Linked DNA regions of Homo sapiens: regions 1, 3 and 4 are each linked to region 2. Evidence: chromatin contacts called from ENCODE Hi-C or POLR2A ChIA-PET data. All regions are on one chromosome and are shown on one strand. Each heading gives the region's core, a stretch centred on a gene start or an enhancer-like site at or near the end of the contact. The rest is flanking DNA. Distances are from core to core; before and after follow the strand shown. Region 1 holds the start of PDCD6IP-DT (PDCD6IP divergent transcript). Region 2 holds the start of AZI2 (5-azacytidine induced 2). Region 3 holds the start of RAB5A (RAB5A, member RAS oncogene family). Region 4 holds the start of UBP1 (upstream binding protein 1).

What was found. A loop is a pair of places that touch in the nucleus more often than their neighbours do. ChIA-PET counts read pairs that join two places held with the same protein, here RNA polymerase II (POLR2A). Pooled maps may share reads with other maps.
Region 1: a loop to region 2 is called in a map of B cell, with 17 times the contacts of the local background. The contact joins the promoter of PDCD6IP-DT here to the promoter of AZI2 in region 2. A Hi-C loop is called at or near these places in 2 of 168 maps with a recorded cell type or tissue (B cell and gastrocnemius medialis) and 9 of 50 pooled maps.
Region 3: a loop to region 2 is called in a map of CD8-positive, alpha-beta T cell, with 28 times the contacts of the local background. The contact joins the promoter of RAB5A here to the promoter of AZI2 in region 2. A Hi-C loop is called at or near these places in 2 of 168 maps with a recorded cell type or tissue (CD8-positive, alpha-beta T cell and naive thymus-derived CD4-positive, alpha-beta T cell) and 12 of 50 pooled maps. POLR2A ChIA-PET finds 5 or more read pairs at or near these places in 1 of 52 experiments (T-cell).
Region 4: a loop to region 2 is called in a map of CD8-positive, alpha-beta T cell, with 22 times the contacts of the local background. The contact joins the promoter of UBP1 here to the promoter of AZI2 in region 2. A Hi-C loop is called at or near these places in 6 of 168 maps with a recorded cell type or tissue (CD4-positive, alpha-beta T cell, CD8-positive, alpha-beta T cell, gastrocnemius medialis and 1 more), 3 of 37 single-sample maps with no recorded cell type and 11 of 50 pooled maps. POLR2A ChIA-PET finds 5 or more read pairs at or near these places in 1 of 52 experiments (naive thymus-derived CD8-positive, alpha-beta T cell).

The regions. Positions count from the first base shown.
Region 1 is chr3:33,796,953-33,800,078 of GRCh38, forward strand. PDCD6IP-DT (PDCD6IP divergent transcript) reads right to left here and starts at 1,567. Exons shown (of 2, transcript NR_183731.1): 1 at 1,443-1,567; 2 at 1-1,070. It overlaps PDCD6IP (programmed cell death 6 interacting protein), which reads left to right and starts at 1,678. Exons shown (of 18, transcript NM_013374.6): 1 at 1,678-1,985. The coding sequence starts at 1,777. RefSeq lists enhancers at 1,545-1,894, 1,841-2,374.
Region 2 is chr3:28,347,176-28,350,710 of GRCh38, forward strand. It overlaps AZI2 (5-azacytidine induced 2), which reads right to left and starts at 1,649. Exons shown (of 8, transcript NM_022461.5): 1 at 1,426-1,649. ZCWPW2 (zinc finger CW-type and PWWP domain containing 2) reads left to right here and starts at 1,546. Exons shown (of 10, transcript NM_001040432.4): 1 at 1,546-2,028. RefSeq lists enhancers at 1,516-1,575, 1,763-2,743, 1,843-2,137, 2,176-2,255.
Region 3 is chr3:19,945,743-19,949,340 of GRCh38, forward strand. It overlaps RAB5A (RAB5A, member RAS oncogene family), which reads left to right and starts at 1,355. Exons shown (of 6, transcript NM_004162.5): 1 at 1,355-1,779. It also overlaps a transcript of EFHB not described here. RefSeq lists enhancers at 236-837, 1,248-1,417, 1,343-1,512, 1,374-1,423, 1,944-1,993 and 1 more.
Region 4 is chr3:33,438,667-33,441,879 of GRCh38, forward strand. UBP1 (upstream binding protein 1) reads right to left here and starts at 1,739. Exons shown (of 16, transcript NM_014517.5): 1 at 1,070-1,739. The coding sequence starts at 1,182. RefSeq lists silencers at 744-978, 898-947, 1,178-1,497, 1,548-1,657, 1,718-1,877 and enhancers at 1,197-1,696, 2,028-2,217, 2,428-2,717.

The DNA of each region.
Region 1 (3,126 bases), core at 317-2,816, 5.4 Mb after region 2:
GGCTGAGATTGTGCCACTGCACTCCAGCCTGGGTGACAGAGTGAGACTCTTTCTAAAAAAAAAAAAATTGTGGTAAAATAAACTTTTACTATAATGAAAGTAGTCTATGTGCTGCAAAAGTTACAATGAAAAAGATAGGCAAACACAAAGAAAAAAATACACATTTCCACTTCCAAAGATTACCAATACTAACACCTTAGGGTATAAGCCCACTATTTTTTTAGTTGTACATAAATACATATATGTGCATTTTTAAACCAAAATGAGATGCTGTAACATACTATTTCGTGACTTGCTCTTTTCAGTTAATGATCTTTTCCATGGCAATACAGTTCTATTTTATCCAATACTCAGTCCATCTACATTCATATTTCTTTAATGGTCCTGAAAATGCATTTTATAGACAGTCTGTTCAAACCAGGATCCAATTCAAACTGTTATGTCCCTTAAATTTCTTTTCATAAAGCAGTTGCTTTTATCATGACAAATTGTTGAAGAGATGGGCCAGTTATCCTGCAGAATGTTTCACCTTCTGGATCTGTCTAGTTACTTCCTCTGGCATCATTTAGTTTGTTCATCTATCTGTTGTATTTTTTATAAACTGTGTTAGATGCAAAGGCTTGACAGATTCAAGTTAAATATTTTTGCCTGGAATATACCATGATGATACTGTATACTACATCCCATCAAAAGACAAACTATCCGATTGAGCTACAACGTGGCCTTTAAAAAATGTAAATTATAAGTGTATATAGCTTCCTCTGCATTTATTATACAATACTAAACAAATTCTTCAACTTGGACAACAAGTTTCTGAATGATTTGATGCCTGCTTACTCATCCAACTTTATTCCATCCCATTCTATTTGTTTTTAAAGGTCTTGTCACATGTTTCGTTTCTAGTCCTGAAACATGGTTAAGTGCTTGCCTCCTAGGGCCTCTGCCGCAGGCTTTTGGTTTGGAGGCTCTCCTTTGCCACTCCACCCCTCTCCACTCTTCTCCTCTTCTGATATCAAGCATCTTCTCAAATTACAGGTGTCGTTTTTAATTTATTTAAAATTTTGTTCTTTCTACAAAACAGCAACCAGAGACACAGGTTCATTTTCAGTTAACCTACTCGGAGAAAACCTACTTTATCTTATTTAAATTAGGGTCCTCCAAGCGATCTTAACATCTCCTAAGTCCCAAGCACCCTGTTTTTTTCCTGATACTTTTTCCGTTTACCTTAAGGTCTGTGTCAACCTGACAGTAAGCTGCACGATGGCAGGGGTCTTGCCTACTAGGTTCCCTGTGCACAGCAGCCCGTCAACAGTAGTTGAATAAACATCATAGGTCACAATAACCCTGGGACTGCCTCTTGGGGAGGTAGCCGCAAACTCTCGCAGGTGGCAGTGACACCAGTACTTCTCCGGGGGGTTGTTCGAGTGGAGGAATACTCTTACGTGAAAGTGCTCAGTACACCACTGCGGCAGGAAGGAGGAAGGGAAGAATTCCAGATGGGGAGAAAGTAATATTTTGCAGCACAGTACAGGGTAAACTGGGTCCAGGTGGGCGTAGCCGCCGCGACACCTTCACGTGACCGCGGACAGCTTAAGGACCCCGCATCCAGTGCGCCTGCGCTGGAGCTCCCGGAAGTTGCCGGACCCGGAACGCAGGCGGAGCGCAAGTCTGTCAGCCAGTCAGTCCGCCAGTCCGCCAGCCCAGTACCTCTCTCTCCTCGGCCCTCGTAAGCTGTCCGCGGTCTGTTTGGCCCGAACGGCGGCGGAGGCGCTGATCATGGCGACATTCATCTCGGTGCAGCTGAAAAAGACCTCAGAGGTGGACCTGGCCAAGCCGCTGGTGAAGTTCATCCAGCAGACTTACCCAAGCGGCGGGGAAGAGCAGGCCCAGTACTGCCGCGCGGCGGAGGAGCTCAGCAAGCTGCGCCGCGCCGCAGTCGGTCGTCCGCTGGACAAGCACGAGGGCGCGCTCGAGACGCTCCTGAGGTGGGCGCGGGGCTGGGAGTGGGTAGGTTGTCTGCCAGCCGTCGCTCGCCGCTCCTCTTCCCGTCTCCCCCCTTCCTTCAATCCTGTAACCTGGGCGGAGCCGCCCCGTCCCGGCCTGACCAGGCGCGTAGGTGTGGTCTGCATTCTTTGCTGGTGAGCAGGACCCGCCCTGCAGGCCCGCTGTGACTGCCCGCTTGTCCTGCCTGCACGTCTGCTCTAGCCCTTGGTCGGCGAGGGCTCCGTGGATCAGATACCTGGGAGCAGCAGTCTGCCCTGTACTGATCTCTTTTGCCACATTTACTTAGAACTAGTCTTCACTTTTTTGGGTCTCTAACTGAAGCTTCCCCTTTCGCCCCATTTTTCCATCACTGTCTTTCTTGGGCCACATTTTGATTTCATAATAGTAGTTGCTTGAAGGCAGTGGGGGAAGTGGGGGAATTGGGACACTGGACCAAATGTCTGATCAGCTCATCACATTGTCCACATGAAATGGACCGTCTTCCTCAGTTCAAAATAATCAAATGATAGATGGAGAATTCTGAAAGTTAGGAGCTACAACTATTTGAAATAAAACTCTAGTTACATAGTTGAACCGTTCAAGGTAGGTTGTTTAAAAGCAGTTTGTTCACAAACAGATATATACACAGTAGAGTAAATTTGTTATTTTAGCAAACGCTTATTTAGCTCATGCTGATTTAATGAGGGTTCCTTTCATGATACTTAATAGTTATAAGAACATTTTTTACGATTTTATAGTTAAACATTTCTTTTGCATACCTTGTTAATCTCGTTTTCTCCGTATAGTATATTCTACTTGTTTCACAGGAGAATCACAATTGTATTCCAATCCAAGTAGCAGAAACCCAGGCTAAACTAGCTTGAGCTAAGAAAAGACTTATTCTGCCGGGCGCGGTGGCTCACGCCTGTAATCCCAGCACTTTGGGAGGCCGAGGCGGGCGGATCACGAGGTCAGGAGATCGACACCATCCTGGCTAGCACGGTGAAACCCCATCTCTACTAAAAATACAACAAATTAGCCGGGCGTGGTGGCGGGTGCCTGTAGTCCCAGCTACTCGGGAGGCTGAGGCAGGAGAATGGTGTGAACCTGGGAGACGGAGCTTGCAGTGAGCCGAGATCGCGC
Region 2 (3,535 bases), core at 399-2,898:
GTGCCATAAAAAAGAAAAAGATTGGTTCTATTACTTCATGGATTATAAAAAAAACTTCAGCATTTTACTTAATAATAATGACAAGGTTCTGCATTGGTAATTAATAGTAGCCAAGCGTTTATGGTATACCAAGCAGTGTGCTTCACCTTTTGGAGAAACTATCTCATTTGTTCTTCATAAGCATTCAGTAAATCTATGTAATACCTCTGAGGTTGTAAAGAATCTCCTCAGATTACAGGTGGAGAAATTGAGACATGAAAACATTAGAAAGTAGGGGAGCCAGAAATGAAAATCAGGCAGCTGACTCCAGAGCCAGCATAACTCTTAGAAACTATGCTTTGGTGCCTTAGAGTATGTATTACACCCATTTCAGAGATAAGGAAAATGAAGAAAAAGTTTAGCCTCTTACCCATTGTCAAGTAAATGGAAAAATCAGCATTCAGATACTGGTGTTCTGACCTAATCCAGTGTCATTTCCCATTATGTTATGCTGTCTCTTTAATATTAAAACCTTCTACTTGCGTAAGATGTCTGGCTTACAAACAATATCACATTAAAATTTGGAAATATCCTGTAAAGGATGCACTGTTCTCAATTTACAGATGATGAAATGATCACAAGATTGGGCAATGAGATATGGCGTTTTTAGAGAAATGAAATTCTGCCTTGAGATCTTGCTCAATCCAATTTGAAATTCCAATCTAAAAACCAAAATGTCTTCTACACATAAGGCGCAAGGGTCAATTTTAATTCTGGTACGTCTGTCTTTGATCACCTTAGCAAATTTCCATCACCTCTTGGAGCAACTGATGGTTTGATTTGTACTAGAGTTTTCGTGGGTATTTTATCTCGCTTTCGAGTATTGGGGTTTCTTTTGTGTAGAGGGTGTCAGCCTACCTTGCACGTAGTAGTAGTTACTCAACAAACAGCCGAAGGCTGGAATGAATACCGTATACAGGTTAGACATTGGAGAAACGACGAATACCTGTTAGCCCTCGATCAAGTGCAGGGGGTCGATATTCACCACTCAGATGCCCCAGGGAGTACCGTCCTAGCCAATGTCCCTCTTTTCTTTCCGATAATTTGTATCGGAAAGAAGCATTTAGCAGTCTCAATGAATGAAAAAAAACTGAAGGCGCCCCAGTAAGAGTACGAAAAGAAAAGGAGTAATTAGAGAAGTGAATGACCAAGAAGGGCCTGGACAGCTGGGGGTGAGGGTGACAGGGGAAAGGGTGTGGACAGCTGGGTGTGGGGGTGACTGGGGAAAGGGATGCCCAGGAGTGGGCCGCTCCCTAGTCAAAGGAGGGGGCGCGGGAGGGAGTGAGAAAAAAATGACGTGTCTTTTTGGACCGGCAACAGCTACGGAGGTTGGCCGCGGCATTGCCCGCATCCCTATCCTCCACCCGTCCCTGGCGAGTCACTCACCCAGAAGCCAGGCTACGTAGGGCCGCCCCCAAGGCCGCCGAGTTTCGATTCCTTAGTGTTTGGAAACGGACCGAAAACAAACCGGGTCGCCAGGGGTCACCACGGGCTTCCGGTTTCTTCGAAGACACCGCCGCTTCCACAGCGAAGGGAGCTGCTCCGGGCACGTCGCGGAGGGAGTCCCATTTCTTCTGACTCGGCAGGAGCCCGGGACGTTCTGGAAGGAGGGACGAGCCGAGGCAGGAGGGGCCGGGCCGACGCGAGAGAAGGCCCGTTACCCAGCAATACGCGCGCGAGACCCAGGCCCGCCGTCGGGACCAGCACGGGCCGGAGGGAGGGGAAGCACTCCGGAAAGTGATTGGAAGTGTGGATGAGCTCTCAGCCGGAAAAGGGGCTGCCGCTGTCCGCGGGCTCGGCGCCAGGGACGCGCGAGGAAACCGGAAGTCAGGCCCGAGGGAGCTGGGAGGGCGTTAGCGAAGCCAGGTTCGGTCGTGGGGGTGGGGAAGTGCAGGAGTGGCGCGCGGCGTACTACATGTCCCGTGAGCCTCCGCGGCGGGACGGGGCGGGGCCGCGGGACGCCAGGAGGCGGAGGCGGAGTGGAGTTAGGTAAGAGCGTTACCAGCCGTCTTGTCTGTTGGGCCGAGGTCCCCCTTCAGGGGCGCCCTCTGGTGCGTCTTTTTCACTCAGTGTCCTTTTGGGGGGTCCCCGGGCCGTGTGGTGCGTGCTGGCTCGGCTCAGTAGCGCTGTTACAGGCTTACGAGCTGACGTGGCTGGGAACTGGGAAGTCTGTTAGAAGCCGTTCCTCTGTAGCCTCTGTTTTCTAAACTACTTGCAAGCCCTCAGGCGATCACTTGAGGCACAAGCTCGACGAATTGCGTAGGGGTCTGTAATTATTCACAAACGACACCACGACTTCTAGCACACTGCTCAATTTATGGAATGAGAGACAGGGAGAAGATGCCAGAGTACTGGAGTTGCGCCCGGCTTCCCTGGAGTTGCCACCACCTTGGTTATTTCTAGATGATAGACCGTCCCTAGCTGTGGAGTCACAAGTAGTTGAATTAATTAGTCATTGAAGGTCGCAGCCAGGTGGAACCCCTGTAACTCTAAGGTATTATTGGTTAAATAAACAAATAAACAAGGAACAATAATTATAGAAAATTTAACGTCACTAACCGCCGATTAGCAATACGGACATTACTCACCACCCCCTTAAAGTAGTATTTTGTCATCTGTCCGCTTAACTATCAGCCCAACTGTCAGCCCAATAGGATGGATTTCACTCAAGGGTTTATATGAAAATTCGTTTTTATTGTTGTTGGTTTTTTTATTGTCTTTTTTGGTTTAGATTTAAGTGAAAATTTATAGCTGTTAGGAACAAAGACCACAAGTTGAAGTTTTATGACATTTCTAAAAATACTTAGAAATCTGTGTTAATGTTATCGTTGAGAAAGGAAACGATTTGCTTCAATTTACTGGGCTGGAGAATGGAAGAGAGCAGTGTTTTTAATATTTTGAGCAAGTATCAGTCCTTAAATTTTTTTATTGCTTCCATGATGCATTTTGAGAATTTTCAATTTAAAACAACCATTAGGTGTATGTTTTTACAAGTAGAGTTTTGAAGAATGCTAGCAAAATTGGTTGAGGCATCACAAGTTATTAGAAATAAAGTGGTAACCTGGTTTTTAATTTGAAGGTGTAGAAATATTTTTGAATCTTCGTTCACAATTTAAAATAATTTAAGAATTGTTGAAAAGGCAGGGGACATCATTTTTATCTTTTCTTTCTGAGTAAGTAAAGATAAAATGTCATAAATCAGTATTTTGAAGTTTATCTGGTGAGAGAGTCAATTTTTGTTTCACAGTGCACACTACACAGTGGGTTTATTAACATATAATGGGTTTATTAAGAAATGTATTTGCTTAACCAGGATGTACAAATTTTATTATTTTAGTCAAGTAAAACATCTTAGTTTTTCTTTTTGGGTTGTAGAACCCCTGCTAGATTATGACAAAATATAATCCGTATAGTCATTGGATTTAGCTGCAAATGGTCACTTTCCACCCTGTATCTGCTTCAATTAACTTTCTCAAATAAAATAAATTGTTAGAGA
Region 3 (3,598 bases), core at 105-2,604, 8.4 Mb before region 2:
TACGTATGACACATTACGTTCTTCTGGCAACTAGGTAGTTGATCTGAAAGACGGGCTGTTCAAAGTTCAAATCATCTTAATTGCACAATGCCGCCGACTGTACGCCCATAAGATACCTTAACCCGGTACACTTCAAAGACAATATTCTCGCCCTTACAACAGAGCTATACATTGTAAACTGCAAACTGAAAAGTAGCCTTTATTCTGAAGGAAAATCAATTTAATATTCTTCCACTAAATTATCAAAACAATTTTTTTGGCGGAGGCTGGGGAGGGGGTGGTGGCTGAAGCCTCGCCAGAGACTGAATGTGGTGTGGGATTCAACTAAAGCAGCACATCTTCAGTAGGTCCCCCGTGGAGGGTAACGAACATCTTGGGTTGTCTTTCACCAGAATTGTGTTCAACAACTCACGTTCTGGAGCCAACCCGCCGCAGATCAGAATCCAGCTTCTGCACCACACAGCCGTGATCTCGGACAAGTTACTCAATCTCTTGTGTCTCAAATTCTTTACCTATAAAACATCTACAACTAGAACTGAAGACTTGGCTGCCAGGCACTGGGCTAGACATAGATTTACAGCGGTGAGGACCACCAAGGGGAGCTAAAATTCGAATGTAGGGAACAGACGATTAACAAGTTAGTTTCAGAATGAAAGACTCGAGTGTAAGAATTCAATGGGATAATTCCTGTAAAGCGTTTAGTACAGTAAAGAGCGAAGGGAAATTCTGAATAAAAGGCAGACACTATTTTAGGATTTGGCCTTCCCCGCCCCCTACCAAAACCACGTAAACTCTTAACAGAAGCGACTTCTTATTGTCAGGCGCCTAAAGGCGGCTTTTGGGATAGGGAGGGTCCTTTCTTCCTCCTTGGGGTAAATGCGATTTAGCAGCCTTTACCGACCTACCCAACCCCAGGGCCATTTTGTGGGAGGAGGTTCTCTCGTGCTAGACAAGTTCCCTCTAATAAAGCCCCTTAGCCGAGATGCCAGGATTGGGGTTAGGGAACCTCGCCGCTCCCACAAGGGCTGGGCACAAAAAACAAACAAAAAAACACAAGTTATTTTGATCTTCCCCCAAAGAATAGTAAAGGAATTTCCCCCGACCCCGGCCGCCAGGAGCCCAGAGACCCCCCAGCCTAAATAACAATGGCGCTGGAGAGGGCGTGGCCGCGCGTACCTGGGGTGGGGGAAGGGGAGAAAGGCGGCCAGTTCGGATCTGAGCCACTCGCAGGGTCACGTGACATCCTGCCTCGCCCCGCCCCGCGAACAAACCTAGGCGGGGAGGGATTCGGGAAGGGGCGAGGAAGCGGAAGGAGCAGGCGGACTGGCGATGATGGGAAGTGACGAAGTGGCGCAGTTCGCTGCGTGCAGCGACGTGGCGGCGGGGCCGGCACCGGGCAGCGGAAGTGGCTCCGGCGGTGGGACTTGAGTGTTTGTGTTTTGGTTCGTGAAGGAGCCGGCGGCTGGCCTTAGGGGAGGAGGCAGAGGGAGGAGGAGGAGGAAGAATTAGTCGGAACTCCAGCGCCGGCGGCGGCGGCGGCGGCGGAGGAGGAGAAAGGAAAGAGGAAGGGGGAGCGGCGAGAGGCGGAGACGGAGCCCGACAGGGGCGGCACCACGGCACGAGCCCCGCACAGTCCAGTGTGAGGGGAGCGGCGCTAAGAGCAGGCGACGCCGCCGCCGCCACCACCACCGCCATAGATACACTCTCATCCTACGGGCCACGCCTGGGCCTTGCTGCCAGGAAGCTTCGGCCCCGCAGCTCGGCTTGCTGCGGTCTCAGGTAACCGAACCGCCCCTCCTCCTGCGCAGCGGGGGCCTGGACCCCAGGTTATCCGCGGTCCCCAGCCTGTCCGCGGCCCTGCCGGTACTGAGACCCCCCACCCCTTCTCCCTCACGCGCAGCAGTGCCCTGGACCAGAGAACTATCGAACCCGGCGTCTTGTTCTGCCAGCCCTGGTGACTCATCCTCCAGGGGCTCTGGAGACCGGGATTTGGGGACTGACTGAGGGAGCGACGGGTGTCACCCTTTCCCTTCTCAAGATGGCGCCGTGGAAAGTGTACTGGAGGCCGCGGTTCCGCCTGGTCTCCGTCCTGGCAGTCCTGGGGGTCTCGGTCAAAGCAAGGCAGGTTCGGGGGAGGAGGTTGGAAAGGCCAAGGGACCTGGCGAGTGCTGCTTATCCAGGCGATCTGTAGTTGGCTATTAGCTACTCAGGTGCTCTCCAAGCAGGAACCTGGGCCTACTGCAGGTGTCAATGTGGGGAGCTCCGCCTATCTTCAACTTCCAAAGATGAGTAGTGTCGGTGGGTGGGAGGCTCGTCAAAATAGGCTGTCTAGAGACTTGTTTTCTGTTTGGAAGGTAGTGAACTACAGCGTTAAATAAATTCAAGATAACAGGACCGCTGAACTCCTTCACTGGGTAGAGACCATGGAACTTGCTCTGGCGTTATCTTCCCTGGAAGCTGCTTACCTCTGAGACTTTCAAACTTGTTAAGTTCTGAACGTCATAGTTCACATACTTGGTTTTTGTCTTGCTTAAATGGAATCAAAGCGTTCAATCAGTTGCCTTTCACATAATAAGAAAAAAACACTTGTACACCTCTGGGAATACTCAAGACTGCTCATAAACTTTATTCCTAAAGTAAAATGGAAGTGATAACTCAGCATTTGTATAAACAAAGTAAATGGAACAGTGCCTGGCACAAAATAAGTGCCCAGTCAATTTTTTGATCAAAGAACCCTTAGAAGGATTTTAACTATAGAATGAATAACAGTTATTTTCAAAAGATTACAAATGTATATTATGCAAAATTCTTGTTTTGCAAAACAGAAGTTTCAGTAAGCAGTGAATACAAATGAATGCACGTAATTTTTAACCTTAGTGTTATGCTAAGTGTATATTTACCATTAACTTTAGTTATTTCCTGTTTGAGATCCTTAGGGGGAGTAGCCACAATTAAGTAGCTTTAAACCTTAAAAGTCAAAGTGAAATCAGAATCTTGTTTGATTTTTTTTTTTAATGGGAGTCTGATATTTTCCCTAAAATTTTGGAAGTGCCGTAGAAATTTGGAGCATATTGTCCTTGATAAGTAATTTCTTGTTTTCTTAAATAAAAAGACAAATGGAAAATGTTTTGATTGTGTGTAATATCTGAAGATGTATTGGTGCATTTTCAGTATATATGATGTTCTATTGATATTTTATCATTTTCTTATCAAAGGAGCACATTATTGGCAATTTCAATCCCTACTATGTATATTAGAGATTGTTTACATGTATTGTTTTATTTAATTGTCACATCAGCTATGCAAGTTAGATATTATGGGAATAGAAACTTGGAAATTAAAGAGTTTGCCCAGACGGAAATTGGTATAGCCAGGATTACACCCCTAAATCTGGTATGTTTGTGGAGGAGGGGGCATTTTTATTTATACCTTGTTATTTGGAAGCAACTCAGATATTACGTCAATAAATCTGTAAATATTTCAGTATGTAATGGTAAAAGATAAGGACTCTAAAAAGCTGGTGTTTAGTTAAGGCAAGGAGGTAGTTTCATTGCCTTAAGAACTAAGATCTCGTGGACATGTTAGGGAATTCATTATG
Region 4 (3,213 bases), core at 489-2,988, 5.1 Mb after region 2:
CCAAGAAATGTCTCCAACCTTTCTGAGAGTTCTTTATGGCTCAGAATTTCTCCTTAAGATTTAAAGACCCAATTACTTCAAGGAGCAGCCACCAAGATTCCAGGCCAGCTTTAACCCAGAAGTCCTCCTCTAGAGCTGCAGTAAGATGTATGAATGCTACTGGGAAACTGTAGAGCACTTCCAAAACATCAGACATTTTCTAAAGAACAGAAAGCTACACTTAATTCACATTATTGAAAAGCTGCCAAACCACTGATTTTTAGACTTTATTAGTCAAGTCAACGCTATGGTAAACTATATTTCAATAAAGCCACTAAAAAAATACAGAGTTTCCAAATTCCTAACAGTTAAAAAGGATAAAGGGCGGAGACTAAGCTCAGATCTGTTTCAATCTCTCCATATTAAAATGAATGACTGCTGGTACAGACAGCAGAGACTAAACAATTATTTGTGGTGCAATCACTGCATCTTAAAACCCTCAAGAGGAAACAGCCTGAGAGGGTAGTCTCCAAAATGAGAAACTTCACTTTGAGACAATCAAAAGAACAAAACGAAGTCACAGTGCTACTCCCACCGCTGCTCTTTCAATTATAATTTACTAACATCAAGTGATTAAAATCTGCAGCCAGAAAAGATCATAATGTAGGACAACAAAGTAGGAACTGATCCCAAAACGCTAGACAGTATTCTCCCAATATAAGTGCTGCCTTTTCGTACAGTGTATTCTAGCTCCAATGGGACTTGTAAATCACTTATAAGGAAAAGAAGCCCCTTCCCCCACCAACCCAAGCCATCCTAATAGCTGGGCGTGTTTTACAGCAAATATGAAGCACTCAGGAGCGGTCCGAGGCCGACGCTTGCGGGGCCATCCTCCCCCACCCGCCCGTCACCAGGGCGAGCAGAGGCCTTTGGGGTTCCATGGCCCCCGACCGCCACGCGGCAGGACTCCGACCCCGCAGCCCAGGAGGCCCGCGCACCTCTGGGAGCAGCCGCATCTGGCAGAGACTCAGGGCTGCGCAGGCCTTCCCCAAGGAGACAGAGGCTTCTCCCCGCCCAGGGAGCCCAGTACCTCATGCTGTAAGCGCCGGCGCCCAGTTCCTGCCCGATGCCCGAGAGGCTGGCGTCGAAGTCGTGCACCAGCCCGGACTCGATCACCTCGTCCATCTTGAGCACCCAGGCCATCTTCCGGCCTCGCCGTCGCCCCGCACACCGCGGCCTCCGCGTCCAGGGCGAAGGAGCCGGAGCTCCGCTGGCGCGTCCTGGGGGAGGGCGCGGGTGAAGCCTCCGGAGGGGCGGCGAGTGGTCACCAGCGGCGGCCGGGACGAGAGCTGCGGGGGCCCCACTGGCAGGGCACGACGAGCCCAGCGAGCAATTGCAGCGGGAGCGGCCGGGCCGCCGGCAGCGCCACCCTCCCGCGGACACCGGCCCTGCGCCTCATGCCGGCGCCGCCGCCCAGCCCCCGCGCCGCTAGCGCTGCAGCCGCCGCCGACCGCCCCGCCCGGGGCCCCCCGGTCGCATCCTCCTCCGGGACCGCTGGGAGGCTGGACCTCGGGCCGCTCCGAGGACCACACGGGGGCAAGCCCTCCGCCCGCCCGTCACCCGCCCCCAAGCCTTGACTCCTTGCCCCCGGCCCGCCCAGGCTCTAGCGCCACACCGCCCCGGCCAACCCCGCCGACGCCGCTCTGCCGGCCGGACGCTGGCTTCAACGCGACTCCGACTTAGGTTCACGCGCCGCTTCCGCCTCCCCCGGCCCCGCCCCGACCCCGCCCCGGCGTTCGCCCCACGCCTCGGCCCTCCCCGTACAGCCCCGCGCTTAGGGCCACTCCCCGCGCCTCGCGGCCCAGGAACTGTCCAGAGAGTGCAATGCGGCCCCGCCCACGCGGCTGTTCCCAGCCGGGGTGGCCTCGCTGCGTCCCCGCACAGCAGCCCAGGAAGAGGCGGTGCCAAAAGGGCTGCCAGTTTCCGCCCCTTCTAGCGAGCGAGATGATTGACAGGCCAACTGAGCAATACCTGCAAGGGCTTGGACGAAGCTCCCGTGAGTCTCTGTGTCCCCCGACTAAACAACCAATCAAAATGTTCTTCACCTTGGGCGGGCTCGAAGACGGAATTTGTTGCCAAAAGAAAGAGTTCATTGGACTGCATGGTAGAAAGCGACCCAAAACGCCACTTCCGGAGGTGATTTGCTCCTCTGTGGTATTTCCCGGTCGTCTCTGCTTTATGCCCTCTCTACCGAGGGAGTGAGCGGTTTGCACCCCATCTGGTGACAGAAAAGCCAGTTGTGCAGAAAACCTTGATTGGCGTGAGAATAAGCCAATCAACGCTCCTGAGAAAGAGCTCTGGAAAGACTTCCCCTATTGGTTGCATTGCCGAGAGCAGCTTGGCTATCCTGAGTTGAACTAGCTGTTGGTCATCCTAAGGGCAGGCGGTCTCCTGAAGTTGGACCGAACCATTAGGACGTGCCACAGTAACAGCTACGCTGCTCAGAAGGCCCGAAGGGTCTTCCTCAGCGACCTAGCGTGGGCACGCGCCACTGCGGCCAAAAGACAGAAATCTTTTTACCGGAAGAGATGAAATAGAAAGCAGGAGCCAGAGGCTGACTTACAGAGCCAGTGTGCGGATCAGAGTTCCTTAGGAGCGGCTGCTGGCGCTTGACGGGCGGAATCCTTGCTGAAGAGAACGTCAAGGCCCGGGCTTCGCCCTGCATCGAACTTACTGCCTAAGAATAAGACCCAAATGCTGAGCGCCCCGCCCCAACTTGCCAGTTTAAGTGCAAAAATACATAGATTAAAATGTCAGCCTAATAAAGCAGTGGCACTGAGCCAGAAAAAAATAGTCTCAACGCCTGTGTGATTTAGATACTAACTTACAGGCTCACGCCTGTAATCCCAGCACTTCGGGAGGCCGAGGCGGGTGAATTAGTTGAGGTCAGGAGACCATCCCGGCCAACATGGTGAAACCCCGTCTCTACCAAAAATAACAAAAATTAGCTGGATGTGGTGGCGCGCCCATGTAATCCCAGCTACTCAGGAGGCTGAGGCGGGAGTAAGGCTTGAACCCGGGAGAAGACAGAGCAACACTCGGTCTCCAAAAAAAAAAACCACAAATTAACTTGGAGAATGTTTTTCTCTTTACACAACATTTTTGCAAACATTTCATTTGATAAAGCCATACTTTAGAGATGAGGTAATTCAGGTGAAAATGTGTAAAGATTAC